Linked DNA regions of Homo sapiens: all the other regions are linked to region 4. Evidence: chromatin loops called from intact Hi-C (ENCODE). Cell type or tissue: dorsolateral prefrontal cortex. All regions are shown on one strand. Region 1 overlaps DCC (DCC netrin 1 receptor). Region 2 overlaps DCC (DCC netrin 1 receptor). Region 3 has its middle 280 kb from the start of LINC01630. Region 4 holds the start of DCC (DCC netrin 1 receptor). Region 5 overlaps DCC (DCC netrin 1 receptor). Region 6 overlaps DCC (DCC netrin 1 receptor).

What was found. A loop is a pair of places that touch in the nucleus more often than their neighbours do. Peaks named below come from ENCODE experiments on the same cell type or tissue, not always from the same donor. Only the 100,000 strongest peaks of a DNase experiment are listed, where the experiment ranks them.
Region 1: it touches region 4 in a loop (3-fold over the local background); 3 of 110 quality-filtered maps call a loop at or near these places.
Region 2: it touches region 4 in a loop (4-fold over the local background); 13 of 110 quality-filtered maps call a loop at or near these places.
Region 3: it touches region 4 in a loop (2.9-fold over the local background); 5 of 110 quality-filtered maps call a loop at or near these places.
Region 5: a loop joins it to region 4, with 2.4 times the contacts of the local background. A loop is called at or near these places in 4 of 110 quality-filtered maps.
Region 6: it touches region 4 in a loop (6-fold over the local background); 13 of 110 quality-filtered maps call a loop at or near these places.

What each region holds. Positions count from the first base shown.
Region 1 is chr18:52,435,007-52,440,006 of GRCh38, forward strand. All of the region lies in intron 1 of DCC (DCC netrin 1 receptor), which reads left to right. Among named protein-coding and RNA genes, the nearest start is that of DCC, 97 kb to the left of the region's middle. In dorsolateral prefrontal cortex, no CTCF peak of the experiment used is centred here; no DNase peak of the experiment used is centred here.
Region 2 is chr18:52,662,587-52,667,586 of GRCh38, forward strand. The region is part of intron 1 of DCC (DCC netrin 1 receptor); the gene reads left to right. Among named protein-coding and RNA genes, the nearest start is that of DCC, 320 kb to the left of the region's middle. In dorsolateral prefrontal cortex, no CTCF peak of the experiment used is centred here; no DNase peak of the experiment used is centred here.
Region 3 is chr18:51,665,406-51,670,405 of GRCh38, forward strand. No RefSeq gene overlaps it. Among named protein-coding and RNA genes, the nearest start is that of LINC01630, 280 kb to the left of the region's middle. In dorsolateral prefrontal cortex, CTCF peaks have their summits at 1,665 and 2,903 (motif pointing right); DNase peaks (open chromatin) are centred at 1,476 and 2,896; H3K4me3 peaks cover 1,312 bases; H3K27ac peaks cover 482 bases.
Region 4 is chr18:52,337,430-52,342,429 of GRCh38, forward strand. It overlaps DCC (DCC netrin 1 receptor), which reads left to right and starts at 2,768. Exons shown (of 29, transcript NM_005215.4): 1 at 2,768-3,449. The coding sequence starts at 3,359. In dorsolateral prefrontal cortex, CTCF peaks have their summits at 2,563 and 4,748; DNase peaks (open chromatin) are centred at 2,552, 3,277, 4,367 and 4,772; H3K4me3 peaks cover 2,908 bases; H3K27ac peaks cover 1,815 bases; H3K27me3 peaks cover 3,153 bases.
Region 5 is chr18:52,422,947-52,427,946 of GRCh38, forward strand. All of the region lies in intron 1 of DCC (DCC netrin 1 receptor), which reads left to right. Among named protein-coding and RNA genes, the nearest start is that of DCC, 85 kb to the left of the region's middle. In dorsolateral prefrontal cortex, no CTCF peak of the experiment used is centred here; no DNase peak of the experiment used is centred here.
Region 6 is chr18:52,668,907-52,673,906 of GRCh38, forward strand. The region is part of intron 1 of DCC (DCC netrin 1 receptor); the gene reads left to right. Among named protein-coding and RNA genes, the nearest start is that of DCC, 330 kb to the left of the region's middle. In dorsolateral prefrontal cortex, CTCF peaks have their summits at 2,188 (motif pointing left) and 2,390; no DNase peak of the experiment used is centred here.

The DNA of each region.
Region 1 (5,000 bases), 98 kb after region 4:
CGGTTATCTCATAGTTTTCTATTCAAATCCTAGGCTGTTTCCAGACTTGAGTTTGTCTCTCTGGTATCATTAGCTTCTTCGCATGTGGGCCCTCACATTCTGGCCCAAAGAGGCCAGTAAAAATGCTGGTGCCTTTTCAATCCCCTCTCTAATCTGCTCATCTTCCTGCCTGGATAACCTGTCAGGCCTTTGCCATTTATAATATTTATCCTTCAGCAGTTTTCCCTGTTCCCTTGTTGATTGCTTTTCTGCACCAAGAAACTCCCAGTCCCTCTTGCCTGTGTGTGTGTGTGCACGTGTGTGTGTGCTAAATAGATCTGTCTTCCTTCAGCAGCCTCCCTTGTACCCCACTTAGCCCTTCTCTATTTCATAATGGCCTTTTCCATGGGTGGGGTATGTAGTAAGATCTCCATATCTCCCGTCTGCCTGGCTGTGGCTGCCTCCTCGTCAGAGCCTCGGGTGGATGGGACCACACACACGCTAATGCTCTCTAATCCCTGCAGCTTTGTCACTTTCAGGACTGCTCAGATGCTCACCCAGCTCTGACTGGTTTCTCATCACCCTCTTGAAGGGTTGAGCTGTCTTTCCCATTTATCTCAACGGTGATAGTGACAGCAATCCACCTTCCTGGCCTTTCCTCCTGGGCCACCTGTTAGGCTGCCAGCCGCCCTTGAGATTGATATTTGCCATTTCTGCCGCCAGGTTTGTTCTGGCCTCTGTGGGCATGTTCACTAAGAGGCACATCAGTCTCGCTGCCCCGTGTTGGGGCAGGAAACTCCATTATAGACTCTCAGTTGATCACTGTTCTTCTGCTTCTTCCCTGCATCAGTTTCTATCTGTGAGTGACGGAGCACCTGCCCAGGGGGAGATCTCAGGAAGTCCCATCTCCAATCAAATATACACAATCCTGCCCGCTGAACCAAACAGGCCTTCTAAACGATCAGATGACCCATGGCAACCATCTCCCCAGTAGGACATTGTCTCTATTCTTCCTCTACCCATTCAGCCCGGAGTTCTCCGGAAACTCTGGGATGCCTATCACACACGGATCCCTCTGCCCCTCAGATCTTAGTTTTAATTCAACCACTGATTCTCTCTTACCCACTCAGAGGGCTAGACCCGAAAAGAGAAAACACAAGGACTGTTTTTGAAATACGTGGACATGAGTGTCACAAAGTTCATCTGGACTAAGGAGAGAAGGAAAGAGCTAGGGGAAACCCCCAAGTAATATATGTGACTATTTTTTATAGTGGCTTCTGGAAAGCCTGCTCCCATGTTTACGACTTCACTGAAATAAATGATTCTGGTCATGTGCATTTTGAGACAGACATTAGTGGCAAACCTTGTCATGAATGACTCCTGGATGCTAGGGAACAAAAGGGCCCTTTATGCAGTTCTACATGACGCTCTCCATTCTTGCCACTCAACATGCTGCTCATGCTTTGTGGCATTAGCATCACCTGGAAAGCTTGTTACATATGCGATCCTGGGACCCACCTCACTATCTCGGACCTACCAACTTACCATCTCCATTGTAACAAGATTTCCAGGGGCTTCCTATGTACATTAAAATATGGAATATTCTGCTCTTTCTTTTACTGTATTAAATTCTCAGAACTGGCTGGGCATGGTGGCTCACACCTGTAATTCCAGCACTTTAGGAGGCTGAGGTGGGTGGATCACCTGGGGCCAGGAGTTCGAGAACAGCCTGCCAACATGGCAAAACCCCATCTCTACTAAAAACTACAAACAAACAAACAAAAATCAGCTAGGCATGGTGGTACGCACCAGTAGTCCCTGCTACTCAGGAGGCTGAGGCACAAGAATCACTTGAACTCAAGAAGTAGGGGTTTCAGTGAGCCGAGATCATGCCACTGAACTCCAGCCTGGGTGACAGAGCAAGACTCTGCCTCAAAAAAATGAAAACAAAAATTATCAGAACAACCTTCTGAGATAATTATTAAATTTCCCATTTTATAGATGGAGAAACTGATCCTCTGAATGGTGAAGAAGTTTGCCTAGTGTTACTGGAAATTGATCCCTCCTGTAAAGGCTAAATCTTACTTTTCTTCTTTTAACTATGGACCACTACTGTATAGGTATTCACAATGAAGTAGGCATTACTTTTTAAAATATAATTTTAAATATTAGAAAGAAAAATGTTCCAGTCTCATTAAGATGGCAAATTGCCAAATGGGGAAGACATCTCCATGGGAGATAGGGCTCTGAAACATCCAGCTGAGCAGAGGCATGAAGAGAGAGTGCATCCTGCCTGATGTGGAGGGTTCAGGGTAGTTTATAGTCATGTGGCAGAAAGAGGACACACTGGGGCTCTCCACAGGCTGGCAGTCTTGGCAATCCAAAGATGGTCACAGCAAGATAAATTATGTGTTAAGGAGATAATTACTATGGCCTTTCCTCTGAACAGCAGCTGGAAATAGGCTGAAACAGATGGAGCCAGAAATAGTGAAAAGGTTGAGGGGCAACCTCAAAAGAGAGACAGATGTCCTCAAAGGACCAGTTTAAATAAGAAGAGCCTCTGGATGGTTAAAGATAGGGGCGCATATTCTGCAGATAGGATTGTACAGGTCTTTTAATTCTCCCTCTAACTAGAGTTTTATTGTTGTAAGAGGAAAGAAGAAATGAATCAATGAGGTTTATTTTAAAATTGTATTTTTGTTGACATATCACAGGGGATTGATTTACATGGTTTTTTATGCTTATCCCACTTGTCTCTTCCCAGGCAAAATTTAACCACTAGGTCTTGGCTATATGGAACAGGAACCACTGTCCACCTATATTCAAGAAGAGTTAAAATTTAGAACATCTTCTTCCTCTTTCCTTTACAGTGGCAGTAAATACTATGGTGCCTCCAGAAATCACTCAGCTTAAGAGGTTATCTATTTCGATTTTCACCTGGTGAGTTTTGAATGGGTATTTAGATGCCAAATTTTAAGCTTGACTATCCCTATTCACTCCTTTTCACAAATATTAGTATTAAGAGCCAATGGAAAAATGAAGGCTTTCAGGTAGAACAGCAATACAGATAGATTCACTGATTAGATGCCACTGTTATTGCTGCTAACCATTCCCAGTTTCAAAAAACAGATCCCAGGGGCCAGAGTTTCTTACTGATTGGCAGCTTGCTCCCCATCCTCCCATTCAATATACACACACAATTTTCACCACTCCACTGGGTTCTCAACTGGGTTCTCGACATCTGCAGTGTTGTAGATGGGCAATTGTAACTTTGAGATGTGCAAAAGCATTTTGAAAATCAAGGAATTCTGTCACTCTGGTCGGTCTCCTGGCTTTAATCAAGAACATCCTAAAGCACTATTTCTCTATGTGGTGTTTCAACAGATGTTATGTTGGGTTACTAAGAGTGCTGTAAAATGGAGAGTTTCAGTTCTATTGACCCACCTGGAACCATGAAAGAAGTTTATTAATTTTTCACATTAACATAGTCTACTTAGCTCATAGAGTATCTTCCCATTGGGAAATTCTGCAAAATTTTATCACTAATTGTTCCAAACAAAAGTTTTAAAATTATGTGAAAGTAGAATCTTTTAAAAGTTATATTTGAGCACTTATATAAACAAGAAACTCTTTAAAAACCAATTCTTTATATAGCTTGAGACATAAATTAAAATACTTTTTTCACATCTAAATAGAATGAGGCTACCATAATAAAGCAGTGCTATGTATGTACTTGGCACTCAAGATTTTCAAGTGGCATCACTATTTCATTATTATCTTGCATACTCTACCACTAGGCACAGCAGACAATCTACCACTAAAATTCCTTGAGTTGTGTTATGCAATAAGAGGGCTATGGGGGTACATTTAGGTAAATTACTTATAGTCGTGACTGAACAGCAGAGAATTGAAGGGACCAGCAATTTCCACCTTTCTGAAGCTAGGAAGACTTGAAAAGATCAATCAAAGGCATATGAATAGTGGCCAAACACTTTGCCTCTTCTTTTTAGCAAAGGGAATAATGAATTTTCTCTATACTTACTGAGCTCCTGTTTTTTCTACCAAGTGTGGGAGAAAAAAAGGTAAATTCGAAATTAATACACGTTTTCCTCCAGGTTTGGTTTATGAAAGTGCAGCAGGAAAAAAGCATGGTAAACATACCACTGTTAATATTTTGGAAGATATGTTTTGTGTGTGTGTGTGTGTGTGTGTGTGTGTGTGTGTGTAGTTTGGTTTCCCTAATCACAGAAAAAAATACAGGTAATCTCTTACTACAGTGATCTAGTAGTATAGGTTGAGAGTACACATCAATAAGAAAACTTAAGTTTAAGTGAAGAAGTATACTACCCACACTGCAGGAACACATTAGCTGTAGTTTCACTTTTGGCATGGAACCTGACTCCCTAATTTCTTATGGCTTCACACTCTGGTTTGTATATATATTAGGGTGAGAAATGGCCTTAGGGTGAGGCATCTGGACCATTGCTGACCTTGCCTCTGTGCTCCCAGTTCCCTCATTAGTAACTCCAGAGATAAGATACTGAAGCGCCCTGTTAAAAAGTATGAAAGGATTGAGGTTGTGGGAGAGGCTTAGGTGTTGACATTTTATGATAACGAGGTTTGTTTAAGTTTTGACACAGATTAATTCAACCTGTTAAATAGCAGACCTCTTAGGGACATGACCTAGGACAGGATCCTTCAACAGAGAGAGACATTTGTCATCTTTGTATCAGCAGAATCTAACAGAGCTATCAATAAATATTTACCTAGTGAATAAATATTTGTTTAGTTAATAAAGAAACAGAGAGGATGGATACTCCATTTACCATAATGCGAGTATTACGCATTGCATGCCTGTATCAAAGTATCTTATGTACCTCATAAATATACACACCTACTATGTACCCACAAAAATTAAAAATAAAAAAATGAATAAATGATGAAAAGGTATAAGGAAATAAACGGGGCATAGCTGTTTTCCCAGGAAGGAAGGCACAACATGCAATGTCACTGGGACAAGT
Region 2 (5,000 bases), 330 kb after region 4:
GAAAGAAAGGGAGGGAAAGAGAGAGAGAAAGAAAGAAAGAGAAAGAAGCGAAAAGAAGAAAACAAGGGATGGAAGGAAGGAGGGAGGGAGGGAAGTAAGGAGAAAGAAAAGAAAGAAAGAAAATTAACACATTCACATTTGCTGTCTTAGTCCATTTTGGCTGCTATAACAAAATAGCATAAACTGAGTGGCTTACACCAAAATTTGTTTCTAGAGGCTGGGAAGTTCAAGATTAAGGTGCCTGCTTTCTGGTTCATAGACAGCACCTTCTTGTGTCCTCATGTGGTGGAAGTGACAATGCAACTCACTGGGTTTATTTTATAAGAGCACTGGTCCCATTCATGAGGGCTCCACAATGATGACCCAATCGCTCCCTAAACACCCTGGGGACTAGGATTTCAAAATATGAATGTTAGGGGAAAACAAACATTCAGACCATACCATTCCCATACAAAAAATAAAAGAATCAGAGTAGACTCACACTTCTTAATAGCAACACTGATAAAACAAAGACAGTTAAAGAATGTATTTCATGTCTTAGGAGAAACAATTTTCAAAGTTAGAATTCTGTGTGCAGCCAAGTTTCAAACAAATGTAAGGTCTTTTTCCCAACATTAAGTTTTCAATAATTTTGCATCCTAAGTAACGTTTCTCAGGAAGCCACTTAAGAATGAGCTTCTATTAAAATGGGAAAGAACCAATAAAGAGGAAGACTCAGAACCCAAGAAAAGCAGATCCTCTTCAGGAAAGAGGCAAAGGGAAGTTCTCAGGTGGTGCTAGAAGGGATGCTTCCAGATGACAGCTGAGTGGCAGTTTGCTGAGTTTCGAGTGGACTAGTAGTGGCTCCAGGAGGAGTGTTGTACTGCTAAGTGGACCTAGATGTGTTCACCTTCACTGGGCAAAAGGTTGTAGTTCTGTAGGGACAGTTGGGGTAATAATTATTGATAAATAATTAGGCACATAAAAATATTCACCCTAGCTAAAACAAAAATTTTTATAAGAAAGGATATGTCATCCTTCTATGCTGTGACTCTACAATGCAGAAAACTCATAGTAATGAATATATATTATATATAAATGCTACATCTATATTGACAGAAAGTAAAAGAAGAAGTATGTTTTGAATAGAGACAGAAAACTACATTCTCGCTTTCCATAGTAGAAAGTCATTTAACAATGTTAAAGTGGAAACATCACAAAATAAGAACACTATTTAGAAATAAGAGAAGAATTGATATGAGTTGAGAGTGGTCACTCCTAAAAGCAATAATTTTATCTAAGTAGAGCTGTGTCAGGAGATACTTGCTTTATCATTATGGACTGGAGACAGAAAACTACATTCTCACTTTCCATAGTAGAAAGTCATTTAACAATGTTAAAGTGGAAACATCACAAAATAAGAACATTATTTAGAAATAAGAGAAGAATTCATATGAGTTGAGAGTGGTCACTTCTAAAAGCAATAATTTTATCTAAGTAGAGCTGTGTCAGCAGATAGTTGCTTTATCATTATGGCCTGGAGGTTTAATTTGACATTTACTATGGACATGTAATACTTTGCTGCTAACAAAACTTCTTAAAGAAAAGAAAGAGAACTTAATCTTAGGCATGAACAAATCAGAGAAAACTGAATTATTTTGAGAGGAAGGAATGGGTGGAAGATAAATCTGGATTCCTTCCAGAGGTGTTGTGGGCCTGAGAAGATTAAGTTTAGGGAGCTAGTCCAGATAGCTGTACCTATGTTCCCTCATCTAAGGAAGGAAACTTTTGCTACATTTTTTTAAAACTCAAGCAAATCTGGGAAACGGCATATTTTAAATTATGTCCAGAAATGCTCCATAAATCAGTTCAGTGGCCCCAAATATCTTTTTTCTTTTCTTTTTCTTTTTCTTTTTTTTTTTTTTTTGAGACCGAGGCTCTGTCACCCAGGCTAGAGTGCAGTGGCGCGATCTCGGCTCACTGCAAACTCCGCCTCCTGGGTTCACGCCATTCTCCTGCCTCAGCCTCCCGAGTAGCTGGGACTACAGGCGCCCGCCACCATGCCCGGCTGATTTTTTGTATTTTTTAGTAGAGACGGGGTTTCACCGTGTTAGCCAGGATGGTCTCGATCTCCTGACCTCGTGATCCGCCCGCCTCGGCCTCCCAAAGTGCTGGGATTACAGGTGTGAGCCACCGCGCCCGGCCCAGTGGCCCCAAAAATCTTAATGCAAAAATCCTACTGATACCATCTTCCTGTTATATGATGCGGCCATTAATTTAATTGAACCAAGGTCATGAAATGAGTCTATGCAGATGCAGCCCCCATTTGGGTGCTGTATAAATGCCCTCCCTCCAACACTGAATGCAGGACAGCCTCTCAGATGCTGCCCTCTGCAATCTCCTCACCAAATTTCTGATTCAAACAAGCAAGGCAGGTCAATAGACAGTTTTATTGGCCCTTTTGGGACATGACTGCAGAATATTAGAACTTCTCTTTATAGGTCCCTTGGTAATTGACTGTGTTTACAAAATTATGAGAAAAGCCATCTAGTAGTTAGACCTTCTTATCCCTTTTCCAATTTTCAGTAGGCTGAAGGTGAAGCCAGGACATTGAGTTTGATGTGTGGTTTTGGCATGGCAGGATCTCTTGTTTCTAACACAATCAAAGAGCTGAGGGCTGATGGGTTAGAATATTTGGGTTTGCTCCACCATTAATTTACTCTAACAGGGACACTTCTGGGTATGACTTGCTACTATAGGAAGAGCTGTGCTATGCTTTGGAAATGCTATTTGTTGATGAAACACTAATTGTAAAATAGTTACCTCGGAGAACTCAAATGTAATTACATTAAGTTTAATTACATATCATTAATTATATAAAATATTTAAATTGTTATGTTGAATTGTGCTGCACTAGTTGCCTTACATTTTGCTGGTGTGTGGAGCAGATGTGCTTGAAGAGTTTGGATGTCATCCAGAAGTTAGTGAATTGTAACTGTTTAGATAATCGGAGCCTGATTTATACCATCTATTGAAAAACAATAGCTACATATTTTCAGTGATGCGACATTATTGAGTATAGGGAGGAAGTAGCTTATGCCTACCTGATGTTTTGGTAATTATAGTTTACTACCGACTTTAAGTTTAATCAACCACATATAAGGAAGTCAATGCCTAATTTCTCATGTGCATCAATAGCTGTGAACAGTAATTTTTATTTATATTGGGGAGAACAATTTTTTTCTCTGCCTATGAAACTGACAATTTTTTTAGGATGCCTGAATTATCAAAGGAATCTAGAGTTCAATCATTTGCCTTGTTTCTCAGAGGTTCACTTGCTCAAATTAATTCACCATCAATTTTAAAATGTCTCTAGACTTCACTTATATCAAATTCTCTAATATGATTGAAAGCATGGTGAAGTATCCATATAAGGAAAGTAAGAAATTCGGCCGGGTGCCGTGACTCATGCCTGTACTTTGAGAGACCTAGGCAGGCAGATCACCAGGTCAGGAGTTCAAGACCAGCCTGGCCAACACGGTGAAACCCTGTCTCTAATAAAAGAAAAAAATACAAAATTAGCCGGGTGTGGTGGTGTGCACCTGTAATCGCAGCTACTCGGTGGAGCTGAGACAGGCGAGTTGCTTGAACCCAGGAGGCGGAGGTTGCGGTGAGCCAAGATGTTGCCACTACACTCCAGCTTGGGCGACAGAGTGAGACTCCGTTACAAAAAAAGAAAAAAAAGAAAGTAAGAAATTCATACAGACTAACAATAGATTTTTCTTTTCCAATATGTGAATATAAAACCTACTATGTACTTAAGGGATCTGACACTAGAAAATGTAATGATTGATCTTAAGTTTTGGTAAACAAATAGCAGTACTAGAATTTCCTCTCTTAAATAATTTGCTTTCATATTTATATCCATTTGGAGTGGAGCAAAGCAGAGAAACAGTCATTTAAATATAAATGCTACAGAGAGAAAAATATTTATGATTCGTGTTTCTGCCAATCAAATAAATGGTACCATTTAAAATTTTAGTTTATTTTTGTCTGTGCAGATATTATCTACTATTAACAGTACTTTGGCTCAATTCAGATTATTGTGACTAAATTTCTCAAAAATTGGAAAGCACAGAATCAATTTGTCTAAAGAAAATAACTTGTTAGTATGTCACCAGCCATAAATCATGACATGTCACTTCTACTACCTTTGAAGAGGATCTATTCTACAGAAGTTCATTTTTAGAATTACCTCTGCTTATAATTTGAAGAAAATACTTTTTTCCCCAGAAAATACTTTTTTTTCCTCAGAAATACTCCCAGGTATTTTGATGAAAAATAATTAAAATTATCTCATATAATTGTATATACATCTGTATATGTGTTTGTTGGTATCAGGGATCATCTAATAAGAACGAAATTGAATTCTGTAAAAGTTATGTTGACTATGCCAGAAGGTACAATCTGTGAGTCAAAATTTGAGGGGCAAAGGGAGGGATTACAGTTACAAGGGAGGATATGGAATAGAGCCAGTATCTGTTGAGACTGAAGATAGGCCCAAATGAGGAGAGGGACTTTGAGCAGGCTTGTGTGCAGGAAGATTTGAGAAAGCTCAGTTTGTCGCTTCAGCCTAGCAGCCTTCCCAGGGCTGAAGGTAACTTTGGTGGAATTAGGAGTTGGTTTGCCCCAACCCCCAAATGGTAGTAGATGATATATGCCAGTGACAATGTCATCCAAGCATCCTAAGCATAAATACTGCAGGTGATTCATGAAACAAGTATTATTATTGATATATGTCTTATCTATTTTGATTTGAAACTTGCCTTCCAACCATGACACGAGTTCTATTTTATTTCCTAAATCTTCATTTTGACTTTGGCCTGTTGTAAGCCTGTTCCAGGCTCAGACCTTGCAGGAGACATTAGGGCTTCTTTGTCTTCAAGGAGCAACAGGGGTGTCAAAGCTATCTTAGAATCCCACTCCTTTCCTATGACAGTTTCAGGAAATAAGAACAATTT
Region 3 (5,000 bases), 670 kb before region 4:
TGTTCTCCAGTCTTGGCACATACTGTTCTCCCTGGAGTCCTTCCCACCTGCCCAGAGCTTCCTCTACTTTCAAGCTCACGTAAACTCACTTTCCCCATGAAGACTCCCTTGACATCCAGTGATTTTCCTTTGTCTCCAAACGCCAGTGTTCTATTTTGAGACTTGTGCTCATCTCCTCACTGGTAGGAGGCTGCCTGGTTTCTCTTCCTGATGTGATACAGCTGGCTGTGTGCCCACCAGCCAATGGGATGATCACTTTCCTGAAGCCAAGGACCATTTAGTTTGTTTTGATATCCTGAAGAGCCTCAGTATGGTCCACCTGTACATAAGCCTCTTAAGGATTCTGTTAGTTTGCTTTTGCCTCTGCATCAAGCTAGAAAAAGGGCACAGGGGAATGGAGAAACATGGTTCTTACTCTGGTTCTGACATCACCCTCAATGAAGAGGAGTGAATCACTGATACATCCAACCACATGGGTGAATCTCAAATGCATTACGTTAGGTGAAAGAAGAGGCACCCCAAAAATACATAGAGTATGATTCCACTGATATGACACGATGGGAAAGGCAAACTGGAGCAGTGGAGAATGCACCAGTGGTTGCCAGAGGCTGACAGTGAGGGAGGGTTGACTACAAAGGAATAGCAAGAATGAATTTTTTTGTGGAAGGTGATAGAAATATTCTGTATCAATTGTGATGCTGGGTCTGTGACACTATGCATTTGTCAACATTCATAAAACTGTATACCAAGAACAGTAAATTTTGTTTCTAAAATAAATTTAGAAAACACAAAAAAGCAGAACACTGCCTAACACATCTAAGTGTTTAATAAATGTTTCTGTTACCAAGAAAAAATAACTCTGCCTTGCAGGAAATAAAAAATTACCAATGGCAAAGACTTATTTACTGATGGAGTATTATCTGAAAAACAAATAAGATTGGTTGCAAAAAGATTTCCTAGTTTGTAAAATATCCAGTTGTACTTATGTTTCATAGGGATCACATAGTATCTTTAAAGTACTAAAAGAAAAAATTGTGAAAACATGGTATCTAAGTGCTAATTTCTTTAAATAATCTAAAATAAAACAATGCGCTTTAGTTTTAAAAAGTTGTGGTGTCCAAAGAAATACATTTTCATTGTTATTAAGCGTATGCAAAAAATTATAAACACAGACATACACAAACACAAATAGTTGTTTTCTTATTTTCCAAAGATAAAACTGTAGGGAATTAATATTGAGTCCTGCTTGTGCGAGGCACTGTTGTATTCATTAGATCTTATAATAATCCCATGAGGGAAGCAGTATTATCCCCATTGTATAGATGGCAACTATGAGACCCAGGGAGGTGAAGTGAGTTAAGAAAGGTTACAGGGTTGGTAGCATCTGCTCCAAGATGTAATCCAGGTCTGCCTGACTCTGCGGATGCATTTCCCACAGACACACACTCCTTCTGGCTGTACAAATGGCAGGCAGCCAACAGCTCCAGCTCACAAAGACAAGGCTCCCGCCTGAACAGCATGCAGCTCTCTCAAGTCTGGCCTCTGCTGAGAACCTCTGTCCCGCTGCCGGACCTGCAACCCCAAGGCTCCTGCCCTGTCAGTGGCTTCAGTGTGGTCACTGTGGTGAGGAAAATCTGTCCCTTTGCGAAGACACTGAGGCAGGGCCTGGATCTAAGCCGTATCTTCCTCAGCTGCAGTGCCAGCACAAAAGCAAACAGCCTCACAGGGGGCCATTCTGTCAGGAAGATAAATGCTGTCTCATTGATTCCCTCACCGAGGAGCTTGTCTGAAATGGCAGCTGCTAGACAGAAACGCTTTGAAGATTGAACCCAGGAGTCCAGTTCCAGCCTCTCTTTCAGTCTTGACTAGCAATTCAAACTCGCGTGACAAATTTAAGTCCATGTCACTGCCTAGGATAGAAAGTAAACTCGGTGAATGACACAACTTGCCAGGGATATCCTTAGACCGTTGCCACGTTGCCAGTACCAGGACAGATCCTACTGGCTACTATCTGCTGTAGGATTTACAGCCAGTCCCATCCCAGAATTTGCATGGGTCACAATGTCCTTCAAGGGCAAAGGGAAGTCCTGAAAAGGCAATGAAGTTCGAAAAAGGAGAGTACAGAGCGTCTCACTTGTCAGGACACGGGGAAGGGAGAAGGGTCCCTCGGAGTCCTGTGTATGAGTGTGTGACTGATACACACACTCATGAATGTGCATCGGGGTCCTATGTATGAATGTGTGAGTGATACATACACTCATGAATGTGCATCGGGGTCCTATGGATGAATGTGTGAGTGATACATACGCTCATGAATGTGCGTTGGGATCCTATGTATGAATGTGTGAGTGATACATACACTCATGAATGTGCATCAGGGTCCTATGGATGAATGTGAATGATACATATGCTCATGAATGTGGGTTGGGATCCTATGTATGAGTCTGTGAGTGATACACACACTCATGAATGTGCGTCGGGATCCTATGGATAAATGTGTGAGTGATACACACACTCATAAATGTGCATCGGGGTCCTTTGTATGAATGTGTGAGTAATACATACACTCATGAATGTGCATCGGGGTCCTCTGTATGAGTGTGTGAATGGTACATATACTCATGAGTGTGCATCAGGGCTTTTGTTTTTGTTGTACCAGCTAACAGCATCACACCAGCTATCCCGGTGTCACTGTCTTGTATCAACTGCTGTTCACATCAGAGGGCGAGGACTAAGGCAACTACCCCCAATTCCCTGTGTGCCAAGGAAGTGGCCTAATGTCGTGGGTGAGATGGAGTATGAGCAACAGCAGATGATCACATCCAGGGGTGCACCCCGCCCCTGGCATTTCCACCTGGCCCCTCAGTGGAAGAGGTTAGTGCAGTGAGAGATTTCTCCACGAGGTGGCGCTCATAGCTTAGCTTTATTTTTACTTTCATTGATGGGAAAATTTGCCCTGCTACCGCCGCCGGAGAACGCACATGACTTATGCTTTCTAATTCATGTGCAGATTTCGTGTACTGTCATGTTTGGGGTTCTATTGAATTTTGTACAATTACAACTTATTCTTTCCCTCTGGGACCTTGGCAAGCAACACTATACAAGGATAGGCATTATAACCTGTCGGGTGGGGGGGCGGTGGGGGGGTCATTATTTTATCACACACACAGAAACACACACACATATACACACTTGCTTTAGGGATAAATTCTGCCATTTTATTTTTTCCTGGTCCTCATCGTGGTCAGAATGGTGTGACCAGCTGATACCCTTTGTTTACTAGAACCCAGTACAGCAACACCAGTTCAGTATTCATGTCCATTACATGGTGGACAAAGCTTGGATTGGCAGCCTCAAAAAATGCTCACCCACCCTGAGGCTTAGCGATCAAAGCTCAGAGGAAAACAGCTGGTGGCAGGCTTGTCTTTAAAGGAGGATATCAGAACTGGTATGTGTGTGAGATGCTGTGGCTGGGTTTTACATGGTGGCTGTCTCTGAAGAAGCTACCTGTAGGGCTGAGCTGACTGAGGTGCTTGGAAGCCTTATAGTAATACTACTGGATATGATCCAGTTATTAGGGTTTAAAATAACAGATGTACAATATCATCCCTTTCCTCAAGGAAAAATCCAGTCTACTAGAGACGATAAGAAATTTAGTCAATCCAGTAACACAAAAGGTAGTTTCTGCTAAGTACATCATGTCAACAAATTTGCTCTGAGAGTTCATAGGAAAACCTATCCCTGTGTCTTGGAATACAACAGTGCCTCGCACAAGCAGAACTCAATATTAATTCCCTACAGCTGGGGAAGCGTTCAGGGAAGGATAGACCTAGGTCAGGCTTTGACAGGATTAGGAATCAGGCAGGGCAGGAGAGGGCATGACCGGGGAAGTGGGAAGGGAATTCTGTAATAGATCATCTATGTAGACCTGGTAAACCTCGGATAGCTGGAGCTCAATTAATTGGCACCCTCAGTAATAGGTGGTTCCTTTAAAAATTCTATTTCATGAAAAGACAAAATCACAGTAAGATGACAGTTCCTTACAGTATAGAAGGATGATGTCCCCGAAGCCCAGCAGAATGATTAATCTTTAAGGCAGTATTTATTTTTATTCTTATTAAATACTGAGAGTGACCTCATTCATTCAACACATTTTTTTTTTTTTATTATACTTTAAGTTCTAGGGTACGTGTGCACAATGTGCAGGTTTGTTACATAGATATACATGTGCCATGTTTGTTTGCTGCACCCATCAACTCGTCATTTACATTAGGTATATCTCCTAATGCTATCCCTCCCCCAGCCCCCCACCCCCCAACAGGCCCCAGTGTGTGATGTTCCCTGCCCTGTGTCCATGCATTCAGCACATGTTTATGCAAATATTTATGAAAATATTTATGGAGTATTTTCATTGTGCTGAATGTTTTGTGGGAAACTAAGATGTATCAGGCAGGATTGTCTTCTCTGGAGACTTTGTGGTAGGAGAAAAGACAATAAATGTGAATATCACGATAATGTCAGAGAAAAGACAAAGACTCTACGGTAAGTACGGAAAAGTATAGAGCAAGACAAAAATTATTTCAGCTGAGGGTTCAGTGGTAGGATGTATTCATATAAAGATAAAAGGAGAGGAAGAGATTTTTGCATTAAGAAATGGCAAGCACAAAATAAAGAAGTCTGCAAGAAGAGACTGAATGGGGAACACAGAGTAGGAGAGCAGACATAGTGAGCAAGGCTGCTGCAAGCTTAGGTGAGAGCCATATGTCAGGCAGCTTTGCATGGCAGGTTAAAGAGTTTCAGTTCAGCTGGGCGCGGTGGCTCACGCCTGTAATCCCAGCACTTTGGGAGGCCGAGGCGGGCGGATCACGAGGTCAGGAGATTGGAGATTGCAACCATCCTGGCTAACACGGTGAAACCCCGTGTCTACTAAAAAATACAAAAAATTAGCCAGGCGAGGTGGTGGGTGTCTGTAGTCCCTGCTACTCGGGAGGCTGAGGCAG
Region 4 (5,000 bases):
TCTAAGATGAAGGAAAGAGTATTGGGGAAGAGAATACAAGCAACTTTCAGAAGCTAGCTGTGGAACCAAATGAGTATCTAAGAGGAAGAGAAGTCAATGGTCTTTTGTAGAAGCCCATTAGTCAGTGGACTGATGGCTTGGATTACTCAGTACAGGGGTCAAGGGCCATAGTGAAGAGTAACTTGATCACTAGAACAGCTATGTGAGGCTGAAGGAGATCTGAGTGGTATTTGGTTTTCTGTTTCTGTATTAATTTGCTGAGGATAATGCTTTCCATCTTCATCTGTATCCCTGTGAAGGACATGATTTCATTCCTTTTTATGGCTGCATAGTATTCCGTGGTGTATATACACCACATTTTCTTTATCCGGTCTATTATTGATGAGCATTTAGGATGATTCCATGTCTTTGCTATTATGAATAGTGCTGCAATGAACATATGTGTGCATGTACCTTTATAATAGAATGATTTACATTCTTTTGGGTGTATATCCAGTAACAAGATTGCTGGGTCAAATGGTATTTCTGCCTCTAAGTCTTTGAGGAATAACCACAATGTCTTCCACAATGTTCTCACTTATAAGTGGGAGCAAAATGATGAGAACACATGGACACATGGCGAGGGAACAAAACACACTGGGATCTCTCAGAGGGAGGGGCTGAGGGGAGGGAAAGCATTAGGAAGAATAGCTAATGGATGCTGAGCTTCATACCTAGGCGATGGGATGATCTGTGCAGCAAACCACCATGGCACACATTTAGCTCTGTAACAAACCTGCATATCCTGCACATGTACCATGAACTTAAAATAAATTTGAAGAAAAATCCAGATCTGAGCAACATGGACCATTTTTGGTTTCCTACCCTCCCTCCCACTTGTTGAAGACATCCTATTACTGATATGGGAAATACAGGACTTCATTAGTCTTGAGAAGAAGTTGCAACTCTTCCCTCATACCTACTATCTTATGCAATGGTTCTTTACATCATTTTGGCAGGGAGGCAGGCTTGAACTCACCTTATACATTTACTGAAAGCTAAAGATTCCCTTCCCAGTTAAACAGCATGTTCACACAAGCCAATCACTTTTCATAAAATTTCAGGATATTCACAAACTTCCTGAATTTTGTTGGTGGAGACTTCCTGGGAAGATTCATGGACTGAGTTAAGAACCCTTGCTGTAGAACCCAGTCCTGAACCACTAGAGGCTTCACCTCAGCTAATGGAAGTTTTGAGTGTTTCAAGAAATTTGGGGGTAACCAAAGAGTTTCATCCAATTCTAAAGAATCCATCCATGTAAGCTATTTCAGAAGGTTTTGCTTTAGTGAACACAGGCACTTCATATTTTAACTTTTCCAGGACAGGAAGGAATGGGCATGACTAGGGATCTAAAACACTGTTGTCCAGTTCCAGCATCATAGGAGTTTCCCTGATGATGATTTTATCCTGGATTTTTCATGCTTTCCCTCACGCCTTTCTTCTTAAATAGATGTTCACATTCTCTCTGCTCACAGCCTGGTGAGCATGGGAGGGTGACAAGAACAGGTGGGGAAGAATCTAGTAAGGAATGGTCTGAATCCACAGCTGAACATCTCCTTAAACGACAGAATTTTACCAGAATGACATTTCTATTCATTATCCTTCCCGGCCAAATTAATTGGTTTGTAAGTTCACTTATTCTGCAGAAACGTATTGGCATGTGCAGAATTCCAAGTTCTATGCTAGCATCTGTGAGGAGTGCAAAAATGGATGGCATACAACCTCTCTCTTCTCAAAGGAGCTTGAGTTCCCGCAGCAGAGACAAGTTATGCAAAGGAACTCAGCTTAAAACAGTTTCCTGAAAGGGCTTTACTGTTCACCCTTCCTAAGTTTCCTGCTGTGTGTGTGCTTGTGTGTGTGTGCACACACACGCGTGTGTATGGTTGCTTCACTTTATCTGCCAGGGACTGGAGAAATGTCTCTCTTGTTTTCCCAGAGCACCCCCTCCATTACGTGAACCATCATATTTATCACGATACTTTATAATTATCCATTTAGCTTCTCTCCTGACGGATCACAAACCCCTTGAGGATAGAGACTGAGTCTCACTGGATGTCCCAACTATTTCCTGGGAGCCAACAGAACACCTGGAACATGATAAGTGCTTTTAAATATGTTAAAGAAAACAATTGCGAGAGAAGAGAGAACACAGACGACATGAGACGTCCTACAAAAGGAGGCCCCTTAGCTATTATGTCAGGAAATAACTCTGGCCTTTGTCCTGTCCGCTGTGTGTTTCAGGATCTCGATTTCCCTCCCGTCCTAGAAGGGAGTTGGATCAGGTGATTCTTTCCAAATGAAAAATTGTATTTTAAATAATGCCAAGGGCAGAGAAGGAAGTAAACATCCTGGCCACCTCCTCCGCCTTAAACGCCCGCCTAGGTTTTACAGTCAAATACCAATAATTTCCTGAAGGCTGAGTGTCAAACACGGTCGCTGCAAAACCTCCAGACGCTCAGGATGTTCGCAGGCTCCATTGACAAAAGTGACTTCCCACGCTTTGCCCACAGAGGGCATCCCTGCGCATTGATACGCAGACCAGGCAAATGCAGCTCCTGGAAGCCTCCTCGGTCCGCTCTTTTTTCCCTAAGCCATAGTCTGTCTGCCCCCACCCCCTTCCCGTGGAATCTTTGCCTGATCCAGTTCGTTTCCCTCCGGTCTCCACATTTTCCCTTCCAGCCCTCCACTTCTCCGGATCAATGTGTAGTACGGTTCCAACTCCCAGCTCGCACACCGCTGGCGGACACCCCAGTAACAAGTGAGAGCGCTCCACCCCGCAGTCCCCCCCGCCTCTCCTCCCTGGGTCCCCTCGGCTCTCGGAAGAAAAACCAACAGCATCTCCAGCTCTCGCGCGGAATTGTCTCTTCAACTTTACCCAACCGACGACAAGGAACCAGCCTCAACCTTTTAATGCACAGCCCGGCCACAGGATTGCCTTCCATCTCCTCTTGGTCCCTCCTGGATGTGGTTTATTGATGACTTGCGAGCCCCTCAGAGAGCTGTCTTCCCTCCTCTGGCTCCCTCCGTTTCCTTGAGTTAGTTTTCTAAGGTTTTACCGGGGCTCGGGATCTCTTGGACCGAATGGAACTTTTTGCTGCCTGCTTTTGCTGCTGATTCTGTCAGTGGACAAGGAAAAAGGCTTCGAAGGCAGCAGAGGCGCAGGGGAGGTGGAGAAAGAGGTGGAGGAAGAGGACGAGGAGGAGGAGGAAGCCGAAGGGGCTCGGCGCGTGTGTGTGCATGTGTGCATGCGTGTGTGAGTGCATGTGTGTGAGTGCTGCCGCTGCCCGCGACCCCTGGCCCCGAAGGTGTTGGCTGAAATATGGAGAATAGTCTTAGATGTGTTTGGGTACCCAAGCTGGCTTTTGTACTCTTCGGAGCTTCCTTGTTCAGCGCGCATCTTCAAGTAACCGGTAAGTGGCTCTTTCCTTTCTTCTCGTCGCACCCCCTTCCGTACCCCACTTCCCTTCTCATTTCATTTGGCGAGTAGTAGAATTGGGGTGGGGGATAGCAAGAGATTTGGCGCTTGCGCTGCCCCCATTTGCGCACCGATGATAAAAGATAGAAGAGTTTTTTTCTTCCCTGGGGGCGGATGATGGTGGGGGGGTGGTACAAGGGGCGCCCCTTCGCTGTTTTAAAATCTGATGCTTCACGCATTTTTGCTTCTGCAAATACTTGGGTTGGTTTGGAGAGCCGGCGGGCTGGGGCAGGTGCTGGGGATATCGTTGAAAGGAACTGGGCTGGGTCCTTAAAGCCCCAGAAACCTACCAAGTGGGGAGGATTGGGGCAACAGGAGCAGGCGAGGAGGACATCCAGGGGCTTTGAGGAAGTCTGCGCAGAATGTAGATGGTGGGGCTGAGTCGTTGGTGTGTGAATACATCTCCTTTTGGTTTGGATTTTTGGACTTGGTGATTGAGAATAGGGAAAGGGACAGCTAATATGTTTTGGTACTTCCAAGGAGGGGATCCTGGTACTGAAGGAGGCACAGAGTTGCCAAGGAGGAGGGGAGGTGTGTTTAATATTGTTTTATTTTTTAACGGTGAATGTAGTTCGCAAGCTGAGTCTCCATATAGCTCCAGGACACCTCCAAACTCCAAGTGATTGATATTCCAGAGAACCGGCGCCCTGACCCTGGCACTTGCCTAGCTCAGTTTCTAATTAAAAATGGCAAAACTGTTTGGGGATTGGATCTGGCTAGTGCAGGAGAAAGAGGGACCTGGAGGCTGGCTGATCAGGACTGCTGTAATCTCCGAATACGGAGCTGGCGGCTTCGACGGCCAAAAGAATAGAAAAGAGCAAAATGACTCATGATAAGGTCCACTTGTTTTGCGGGACCTCACCGCAAGTGTAGATGGGCACTGGGGTACAGTGAGCGGTCCTGGCAAAGAAGGAGAGGAGAGCGGCTGGATGAGCATTCAGAGAGCCCTTCGGAAACGACCTTTTTCCAAATCCAAAGGAAAAACAGGCTCAGGCAGAGACCGGGCGTTGAGTAGGAGCTCCCCAGTTCGTGCCTGGGAAATTAACAGGGAATGGCACATCAATCGCGGCCAAGCCCCCAGCCTCCCCGGAGTCCGCAGCTCCGGCTTTCTCTTCTCTGCTAAGTGCTGCATGGCCAAGGGTTGCGAACGCGAGCAGAAAATGCGCCTCTCACTGTCGCGAGGGATTCAGACAGTCAAGCGCCAAGGCAGCCCGAGGCTCCCCAAAGCCTCGCTCGGCCGCACGCGGGCAGGAATCTGCGCTTGCACTCGGGCTCAGCTCCTCATCTTCCTTTGGCCAGAGACAGAGAGAGCAGGCAGGAGGGGTGTGTGTGTGTGCGTGTGTGTGTGTGTGTGTGTGCACGCGCGCTGTCCTGTGATGAGCGCGTACCCGCATCCCCGCGCTTAGCCGCTGGTGCTCCCTCCCTCCGTCTGTCCCTCCCGGGCCGGTCCCCTCCTCCCCTGGCTCTTCTCTCCCGGAGCTTTGTC
Region 5 (5,000 bases), 86 kb after region 4:
AATTTGCAGACCTGTGTTAGGTAGGACAGAATTGGATTAGCCACTTAGTGACATTAATTTATTGAACAAAGTGAGTCAGAAAATTGAAAGTTCATCTTAATCCTTTAACCTCCTTTCCTGGGACACCTGGATTCATTCACCTATTTCATTAAAGCATAAGTGTATGGTACTTACATGTGTCATGCTCTGTATTAAAGCCTATGGGAAAAGCAAGGATAAATGTTGCTCTTCTGCCTGTAGGTGGCTAACAATCCTCATTGAAAAAGGCAGAAATGCCCAAGAAACCTATGCAGGGCACTATCGGCTGTATACACAAGTGCAGAAAAACAATGATAGAGAAGCCCTGCAGAGGTAGAGATATCTTCAAACTGGGGGATCTGCAAAGTCGTCAGAGTGGTGGGGTTGAAGCCTTGACTCTGGCAGATGGGAAGGAATTCTGACTGGGTCTGACCATTGGACCATGAAATGTCTGAAACACCTGCTTCCTATCCTCGGGAGGTGACTAACTCAGCTCAAGGCCTCTTGACTACACAGGCTTTCAAACCTCCAGCAGATGAACACAGAAGATGAAGTGGCTGAGATGAAGCCTGCTTTTCTCCTGTCAGAAAAAAAAAAAAAGTTTCCATTCTGTCAGTAGGCAGAGAGGGAATGAGAGAGCAAATTCTAGTCAAAAAATGACAATTGGTTTCTGTTTACACATATGTGCTGAGGGTTGTTTTCAAATCAAACTTCTGTAATCTATCCTCAGCTGTTGTGGTTTATGGCATTGATGAGTAAGAGCTTCTTTTGGAAGGAAAAGAAATATAATGCACAGGAGGGATCTTGAAATGTATTTTGGGACAGAACCACATTTCCTGAACATGTTTAAAGTGTGACCTTTTCTAATCTTTAAAAGTAAGATAACTTTTTGAAGATTAATATGTTATGAGTATAAAATAACCCTCTGGTAATGCTGTGTGTGAATGGCAGGAATATTTTTTTCCAAGACCCTTTCGCTTCCGTTCCGATAATGTCTCTAGGACCAAGAATGGTTTCTTGTTCATCCTTTCTACCAAAAGTCCAGGATATGGCTCAGAGGGTGGTGCAAGTTCAGTAGATTCTTGTTCTGGGCTCCTTTGTGGATGTTGATGAACTTCTATGTGTATGAAAATTGGTTTGCTTATTTTATCAGTCTTCTAATTGGATTTGCATTGCATTGGATCTCACTCAACAAATTTGCTTTAAAACTGAATATTATATTAAAACCTACCATGTATTAGGCACTCACTGTGTATCAGGTAGTATGCTAAGTATTGTACTGCTTAATTTCCACAATCACCGTTCGTGCTGGGAGCTATTAGTACCAGTTTCCAGATGATGCATTTGTCTGTTCCCCAGAGCAGGGATCAGAACCAGCACCTTTCTAACTCTAAAGTTCAAGCTCACAACCAGTAAGCCATATTGCCTCACGTACTCCTTCTCAACCATATCCCTTCTTCCCTAAGGGACAAAGTTCGTAGGGGAAGCACAAGTGCTAGAGAGGAAAAGCCATGGGTATTTTAGATATATTTAGTGCTTTTATCAAATAAGTAGGGCATGGTTTTTCTCCCAATATTTCCTGAGTTAAATTATAGATGTTTTGAGCCACATAGAGCGATGTTAGTGGTAGAGCTAAATCAGGCTTTGGCTTCTAATCCAGCCCTCCAACTAGGCAACAGGATCTGCCTAGATCCTAATTAAGAAAGTGCCACATTTTTTCTAAATTGTGCAAAGCCCTTATTGAGTTACCTCTGCCAGTTCACAATGGGAGAACTGATGGTTGGGGAAATTGGAAGTCCTGATACAGATTATCTGCATGGGGTTCAGACGATGCCAGTCAGTGGGTAACTTCCTTCTACGTATCAAACCCAAGATTATTGCCAAAGTATCTTATTTATGTTATATTTCTTTCTATTTTTTTCCATTCATTTTTTATTATCTCTCCTGATTTCCTTTTCTTTTTTATTTTCTTTTTATTTGTTTAATTTCATGGGGGTACAAGTATAATTTTGTTACATGCATAGATGGCATACTGGTCAAATCAGGGCTTTAGGGTATACATTGCCTGAATAATGTACATTGTACCCATTAAGTAATTTCTAATCATCCATTTTTTTCCTACCATTTGATGGATAGTGCTGATAAGTTTAGATATTTCCTGTATTAGAAAGTTAATAGGCTCCACTAGCTTAGGCATAACATTTATAAGCTATGTTACAAAATAATACACTGGCAAAACTCATGTAGTTCTGATGTTACTTGTCAATTTTCTCCTAAGGAGGTATTAATGAAACACATAGTTGGGTGTGGCTAAACTGGTGTCCCTCTTCTCTTTCTGCTTCTGTCATCCTCAGATAGATCCCTGAGTGTCACGGGGCTCTAAGTCTCATGATGATCCATGTCTCCTTGCGTTAGACTGGTTCCCTACCTAAACCAGAGCCATTGCTCAAATTGCAGAGTTTCAGTTGGTGTCTGAGGTGATTTCAAGGTTGGTGCTACCATGCAAAGATGGCTGGCTACAAGTATGCCATGTGCTATCAGCACGTTCTATGTCCCACTACACATGCATTTATACACTGGGAACGTTATGACTATACTGCACAGCCAGTAGAAAATTGGCAACCTCCATTGCCAATATCTGTAAAAATGCTTGCTTGTGACTACAGTCAGCAGGGTTTCGTAGGCCTTCCTGAAGTTGAATAAGAAAAGAAAAGTAAAACATTTTGGGACTTGGAGGATTCTTCCCACCCTCATTCATTGGGATCCCAGGAAAAAAAGCAAAGTGTTTGGAGGCAAACTGAGTTTAAATTCCAGCTCCACTCATAGAAATTATGTGACTTTGGCTTGTGGTGTATTAAGTTCTCATACATAATAGGAAGACAATACCTACCTCCCATGGTTGTTGAAAGAATTTAATGAGTGTTTATTGCCTATGCACATACATTACAGTCAATAAATATAATATTCTCTGTCATCTTTGTGGTTTTCTAATTCCTGATATCAAGTGTTACCCTAAACATTAGGCTCAAGATCTCACTGTTGTTATCTCAGTGAGGTTCTTCAACTCACACAGAAGCACATAGCAATTTCTATTTCTAAGGCTCACCTTAGAGATCATCTAGGATTAGATTTGAGTTTATGACTAAAATGTTGTAGTTTTGAAACAGCTTTCAACAAGCAGCCTGTACCAGCCTGATCAAAGCACTTGTGCCTTATGATGGTGGTGAAAAGCTGTGTCCTCCACCCTATCATCTCCACGGCAATGAGAACATAATGAAGGTGGCTGATTGTGCATGAATCATTCCTTACTAAAGTCAGCTGTAGTGCCAGAATTTTTTTTTTTTTTTTTGGCATCGCTTACTCCAACTTGACAGCTTGAGCTAAAGCTCTACCCCATTTGACATCTTTGAGAATCTTCCTTTTCCCTTTGTAAACTTAAACATACGTGGTCGTGGTGTAAGGACCCAGTGGGCACAAGAGTTATATCTAGAAAACTGTGTGATGACCAGTTTTATCTACACTGAAAAAGAGTCTATGTTTTCCCAGAAATAAACCCCCAAAGAAAGTGGACAGATTTGCAAACAAATCAATAATCACCCCAGCAACCACCGACAAAAACCTACAAGGCAAATATCTGTTTAATAGGCCTGATATTGCCTAACATACACTGATAGTTCTGAGAAGAGAATTAATTCTGTTTGATCTGCTTTAGTTAGTCTTTGTAGAGGATACCTTGTTGCCAGCATGTAAATAGGTGAGGATTTACAAACAGCTTGGTCATTGTGCAATTTTATATTACTTTTTCAAATGGCATGTGGAATGTGGCATTATTTTTTGTTATCAGAGAAATTGAATTTGAAGATTAGTAACTATCTGTGATTATAATAACAAAAAATCCATTTTGGTTAAAAATAATAATAACGATTCATTGAATACTTACAAGGTTTCAAGCACTATTCTTAATTCTTGGTATACTTTATCTCCCAAATCCTGACAATAGTTCTATGACGTAGGTGCTGTTTTTAATTTGCATTTTTATAGAGACAAAAACTGAGGTTTAAAAGTTATATAACATGTTCAAGATCATAGAACAACTTAATGGTGAAGTAAGTACTGTAATCCAGATCCAATCTCCAAGTCTACATTCTTAGCCCTTTCACTAAGTACTTACTACTGGAAGGGAAATTAGAGATGAACTAATATCACCTGCTCATTGTCATGAAGATAAAACTGAAGTCCAAAGAGCTGAAGTGATTTGTCCAAAGTCACATAGCTACCTAGTGCCAAATCCAGAATTAGAACTGAGATCTGCTAATGTTCGTTAAGATCAATATATCCCTTTCCCCTGCACTACATCCAGGGTTATTTCTCTCTGTTAACTCTATGATCACTTTTTGAGAATTTTTTTTAAAATCTTTTAAGAAGGAAGGAAGAGAAGGAAAAAGGAGGATATGGAAGGAAGGAAAGAGAAAAAAGAAAGTTGAAATTCAGATTTGGATCAGTTATACCCAACAAGATGTCAGGTTTGCACAGTGGAGGGTCTGAGTCTGAGCCTCATGACAAAGCAGAGGGTGTGCGACTGCAGATATTGAAGACAAATATACTCCCAATCTAAAGGATCATCTGTTTTTAGGATGATTCCTCTTGTAAGGAAAGATGTTGGCACTTGTCAGCCAGTACCTATAAGGCCCCCTGAAGGTGATTTTCTTACTCCCATCATGATAAATTCACTCTGTTTCAATCAGGGTGTGCAGGGTCCAAGGCCAAGTTCTTTTCCTCTTTTCAAAGTTCAGTGCCTTCTTCCTCATAGAAATCAGAGAATGAGGTAAACTAACTTTCTTTTCTTCCTTTCTTCCTTCCTTCCTTCCTTTCTTCCTTCCTTCCTTCCTTCCTTCCTTCCTTCCTTCCTTCCTTCCTTCCTTCCTTCCTTGGCACATCTTTTGAAACACTCAAAGTATTATCTCACGCAGCTGATCTGGAGC
Region 6 (5,000 bases), 330 kb after region 4:
AGTGGGTTCACCCTGTCCGCTGCCTAGCAGAGCTGATTTATCAAGACAGGGGAATTGTAATAGAGAAAGAGTAATTCACGCAGAGCTGGCCGCACTGGAGACCTGGAGTTTTGTTATTACTCAAATCAGTCTCCCGGAGAATTTGGAGGATCAGAGTTTTTAAGGATGACTTGGTGGGCAGGGGAAAACCAGTGAGCCAGGAGTGTTGATTGGTTAGGTAGGAAATGAAATCATGAGAAGTTGAAGCTGTCCTCTTGTGCTGAGTCTGTTCCTGGGTGGGGGCCGCAAGATTAGATGAGCCAGTTTATCCATCTTAGTGGTGCCAGCAGATCCATCAAGTGCAGAGTCTGCAAAATATCTCAAGCACTGATTTTGGGAGCAGTTTAGGGAGGGTCAGAATCTTGTAGCCTCCAGCTGCAGGACTCCTAAACCATAATTTCTAATCTTGTGGCTAATTTGTTATTCCTACAAAGGCAGTCTAGTCCTCAGGCAAGAAGGAGATTTGTTTTGGGAAAGGACTGTTATCATCTTTGTTTTAAACTATAAGTTCCTTGCAAAGTTAGTTCAGCCTATGCCCAAGAAGGAACAAGGACAGCTTAAAGGTTAGAACCAAGATGGAATTGGTTAGATTAGATCTCTTTCACTGTATAAGTCATAATTTTGCAAAGGCGGTTTCAATGGTCCATGTCTCATCTGTCTTTTGCTGCCCTCCACATTGGCAAATACACGGTGCATATATTGGTTTGTTTATTCATTTATTCAAAGTATCTAGAAATAGTTATTGAGTTCCTACTGTATCAGGCATGCTTCTTGATGCTGTACATTCAGCAGAAAACATCATAAAACCCCACCTCCATGGGGGTTACTGTTCTAGTCCAGGACAACAGATAAGAAATAGCAATGACATTCAGATATTGTAGGTAAGGAGAAGCGTTTGAAAAAACAAAACAAAACAAAACAAAACAAAAAACACAAAGTGTGGTAGGGAAAGAGAAAGTAACAAGTGTGTTTTTTAGGTCTGGTGGTCACAGACTGTCTCTGTGAGGAAATAACAATTAGAGAGGCAACTAAATGAGATGTAGGACTGCCTACCCAAATGCCTATGGGAAGAGGGTTTCCTCAGAGGAAAGAGCCAACACTAAGGCTCTGAGGGAATTGCACTTGATGTGTTCTTCAAACATCAAAGAGTCAGCATTCTTGGACAAAATGACCAAGATGACGCAACCTCTGTTACCCACTGTTGTCTTTTAAATTTTAGAAACTTGTTCGGGGCTGACTTTCAGTAAGGTGTATTTTCATATAAAAGATTGCACTCAGCCTTTCATTCTTACTTTCTAGTATCAATTTTACCTCTTCAAAGTCAAACTATTCCAGAGCTAGAGAATACAGGAAGGATGTGGATGGAAGACCAGGATGTGACCAGTGTTACCCCTGGAAATGAAGATGGACTTAAGTGACTCAGTCCTAAATGAAATCAGGATATGTCTAAGTAAAATGCTATCACTTCTATTGTGTTCAAATTCTTTAACTATAAAGTTTGGGTGAAATCATGGTTGAGAAAATTATTAAATGTCCATTGTTAGGTCTCTTTCCTATATAGATTCATAATATGCAAATAGGACAAGTTTATCTGTACATAATTCTGAAAGCTGGCCAGGCGTGGTGGCTCACGCCTGTAATCCCAGCACTTTGGGAGGCCAAGGCAGGTGGATCACCTGAGGTCAGGAGTTCAAGACCAGCCTAGCCAACATGGCGAAACCCCATCTCTACTAAAAATATAAAAATTAGCCAGGCATGGTGAAGGGTGCCTGTAATTCCATCTATTTGGGAGACTGAGGCAGGAGAATCATTTGAACCCTGGAAGCGGAGGTTGCAGTGAGCCGAGATTGCGCCACTGCACTCCAGCCTGGGCAAAAGGAGCAAAACTCCATCTCAAAAAGAAAAAAAAAAATCCTAAAAGCTAACAGGCTGTAGACTATTTTTCTCTCTGTAAACATTATGCTAAAGGGCAACTATTCTATTTTGACTCTCTATGTAAAATACTGTCCTTATCATTGAGAAATAATTTTGTGTTTTCTTCCAAAGCTTCCCCAGCAGGGTCTTTGACATCGGAGTTTTTTCCCCTCATGTTGTCATTGGAAGCAGCTGTTACAAGTCATAACCGAGCTTATATTTATCATTAACTTAGTGACCCCTGCTGGGGAGGCTTAACATAATCATCCTTAAATTCAAAGTTGGGGTTTCAACAAAATAGGTGCTTGGACCTCAAACATGAGTTCTTCATAATCCAAGACAATGGATTTTGCAAGTTACTCAACCAGTCCCACCACTGGAGGCTTCAAGGAACTCACGGTCACCAATTGAGAGAGAATAACCCTTGTCACATGACTGAGTGTGTGACTGATTCTAAAAGTGACACATTTGGCATTAGCACACTTCTCCTGGTTGTCTGCCTCTGCTCCCTCACCTTGCTGGCTCTTTTTAATGTTATCTGCCAAGTGACACTTTTTGATCTCTTTCCAATATGCCTTTAAAAAAATCAAAAGGCTCAGATGATGTAGTTTTCTATCAGAATCTTTTCTTTTTTCCCCGTCACAATAGCATTGCTCAGTATCATATGCCAACCTTTTTTTTTTTTTTTTTTTTTGAGATACAGTCTCATTCTGTCACCCACCCCGGCTGGAGCACAGTGGTGTGATCTTGGCTGACTGCAGCCTCCGCCTCCCAGGTTCAAACCATTCTCGTGCCTCAGCCTCCCGAGTAGCTGGGAACACAGGTGTGTGTCACTACGCCTGGCTAATTTTTGTATTTTTAGTAGAGAGAGGGTCTCTGTTGGCCAGGCTGGTCTCGAACTCCTGACCTCAAGTGATCTGCCTATCTCAGTCACCCAAATTTCCAGGATTACAGGCATGAGTCACCACACCCGGCCTCATATGCTGAACTTTTTCCCATCACATTTGCAGAACGAAACTCTTGAAAAGGAAGTAAATACCCCATAAAGCAGAGGACTTATATTTTTATTTTCATGAATAATTAAAAAGCCAGATACACTTCTGTTGAAGTGTAAGCTTTTATCGTGTCGACCCTTGCAAATTGTTAGATTCTCCCTATCTCCATCCCAGACCACTTTGGCATAACCAATCAGTTTAGGTAAACCAATATTAGTGTCCACCGCCTAATATTAACCTCTATGTACAAAAACAAAAAACAAAAACAAAACAACAATACTTCAGTTTTGTTTATGCCTCAGAATAACAAATGTTAGTATACAACGTGGGTATTAAAAGGTCTGTGATTTGTTAGAATTGACCTAAGCATATTTAACAATAAAATTTTTAAACGAATATTTGTTTTAAATAGTTCTATTAAAAGCAATATGTGTGTATACGCTTCATAATTAGTTTACAAGCTATTCACTATAAGATGTCAATAGATAAACCTAAATTACCTAAAATCCAACTATCTGAATCTTTCCACTAGTTCTACAGTAAGAGATTTTCTAAGTGTATCCAATTTTTATGGAAATGGGTAGAGAGAGAGAGAGAGAGATTGAACAAGATGATATAAGCACAAAACAGTTCATTTTCTCCCGTTTCTTTCCTTACTTCCTCATTCCTTCTCCCTTCCTTTCTTTCTTCCTTCTAACCCTCTCTTCCTTCCAAATATCCCTCCCTCCCTTTCTTCTTCCTAATTCGTCCTCCCTTCCTCCCTTCCTTCCCTCCTTCCCTCTTTCCTCTTTTTCCCCTTCCCCCTTGCCCCCTTCCCCCCTTCCCTCCTTCCTTCTTCCCTTGCAAAGAAAGGAGCTTCCTTCTTTCCTTTCCCTCTTTACCTTTTTTGTCCACCTTTGATGAAGACCTCACATTGAATAGAATTCTACTTGGCTGGGTACCAAGGCTTGTGCCTATAATCCCAACACTTTGGGAGGCAAAGGCAAGAGGATCACTTTGGCAAAGAGTTTAAGACCAGCCTGGGCAACATAGCAAGATCCCATCTCTAAAAAAAATTAAATTAGCTGAATATGGTGATGGTCACCTTAGTCCCAGCTACTTGGGAGGTTAAAGTGGGAAGATTGCTTGAGCCCAGGAGTTTGAGGCTGCAGTGAGCCATGATTGCTCCACTGCACTCTAGCCTGGGCTACAGAGCGAGACCCTGTCTCTTAAAAAATATAATAATAATTTGACTTAATTTAGTGTATTTTGTATCTAGAGACATAATAAACTCTTGCTGTTTAGGAAAGAAATTCAGTGGGTTAGAAGAAGGTAGAGACACTCGTTATATGATAAAAGTCCCTCCCATTTTTAAATTAAACTCCAGACTTTATATTTAGATTTCACCAGTCTTTTCATTTATGTCCACTTTCTGCTTCAAATTGAATCTAGAATGTCACATTTCATTTAGTTGTCATGTTTCCTTAGTCTCATTTGGTTAGTAATACTTTCTCCCTCTTTTCTTGTTTTCCTGACCTTTTGAGGAATACTGGTCAGGGACTTTGGAGAATGTCCCATAATTTAAGATTGTCTGATGTTTGTCTCATGTTTAGACTGAGGTTGTGTTTTTTGAGAAAGAATACCATAGAAAAGTGTCTTTCTTGTAACCTCATAACAGGAAATACATGATAGTCGCATGGTTTGTCACTAGTTTACTCGGATAAGACAGTGTTTGCCAAGTTTCTTCACTATAAATTTTTTCCCTCCTTTTTTCTTGGAAATGAGCCACTAGGTATAGCTCACCCTCAAAGAGGGGAGTAAATAAGGCCTTTTTTGAAACATGGACCTTGATGGTGTAAAGAAGAAAGGATAGATAAAAGCCATTGCCAGGTTTAGATCACATCGCTAATGTTCTTTCACTGAAGACTCAAGTCACAGAAGAGAGAATATTGTCCTCTTGAAAGTAAATAGACCATGATGGGGTAAACTCTTCTACCTTAGGGTTACTCATTTTTAATATTCATAGTTGGTAGTGCCTCCACTAGGTGCTTAGAAGTAGTGGGTTCTGGACTA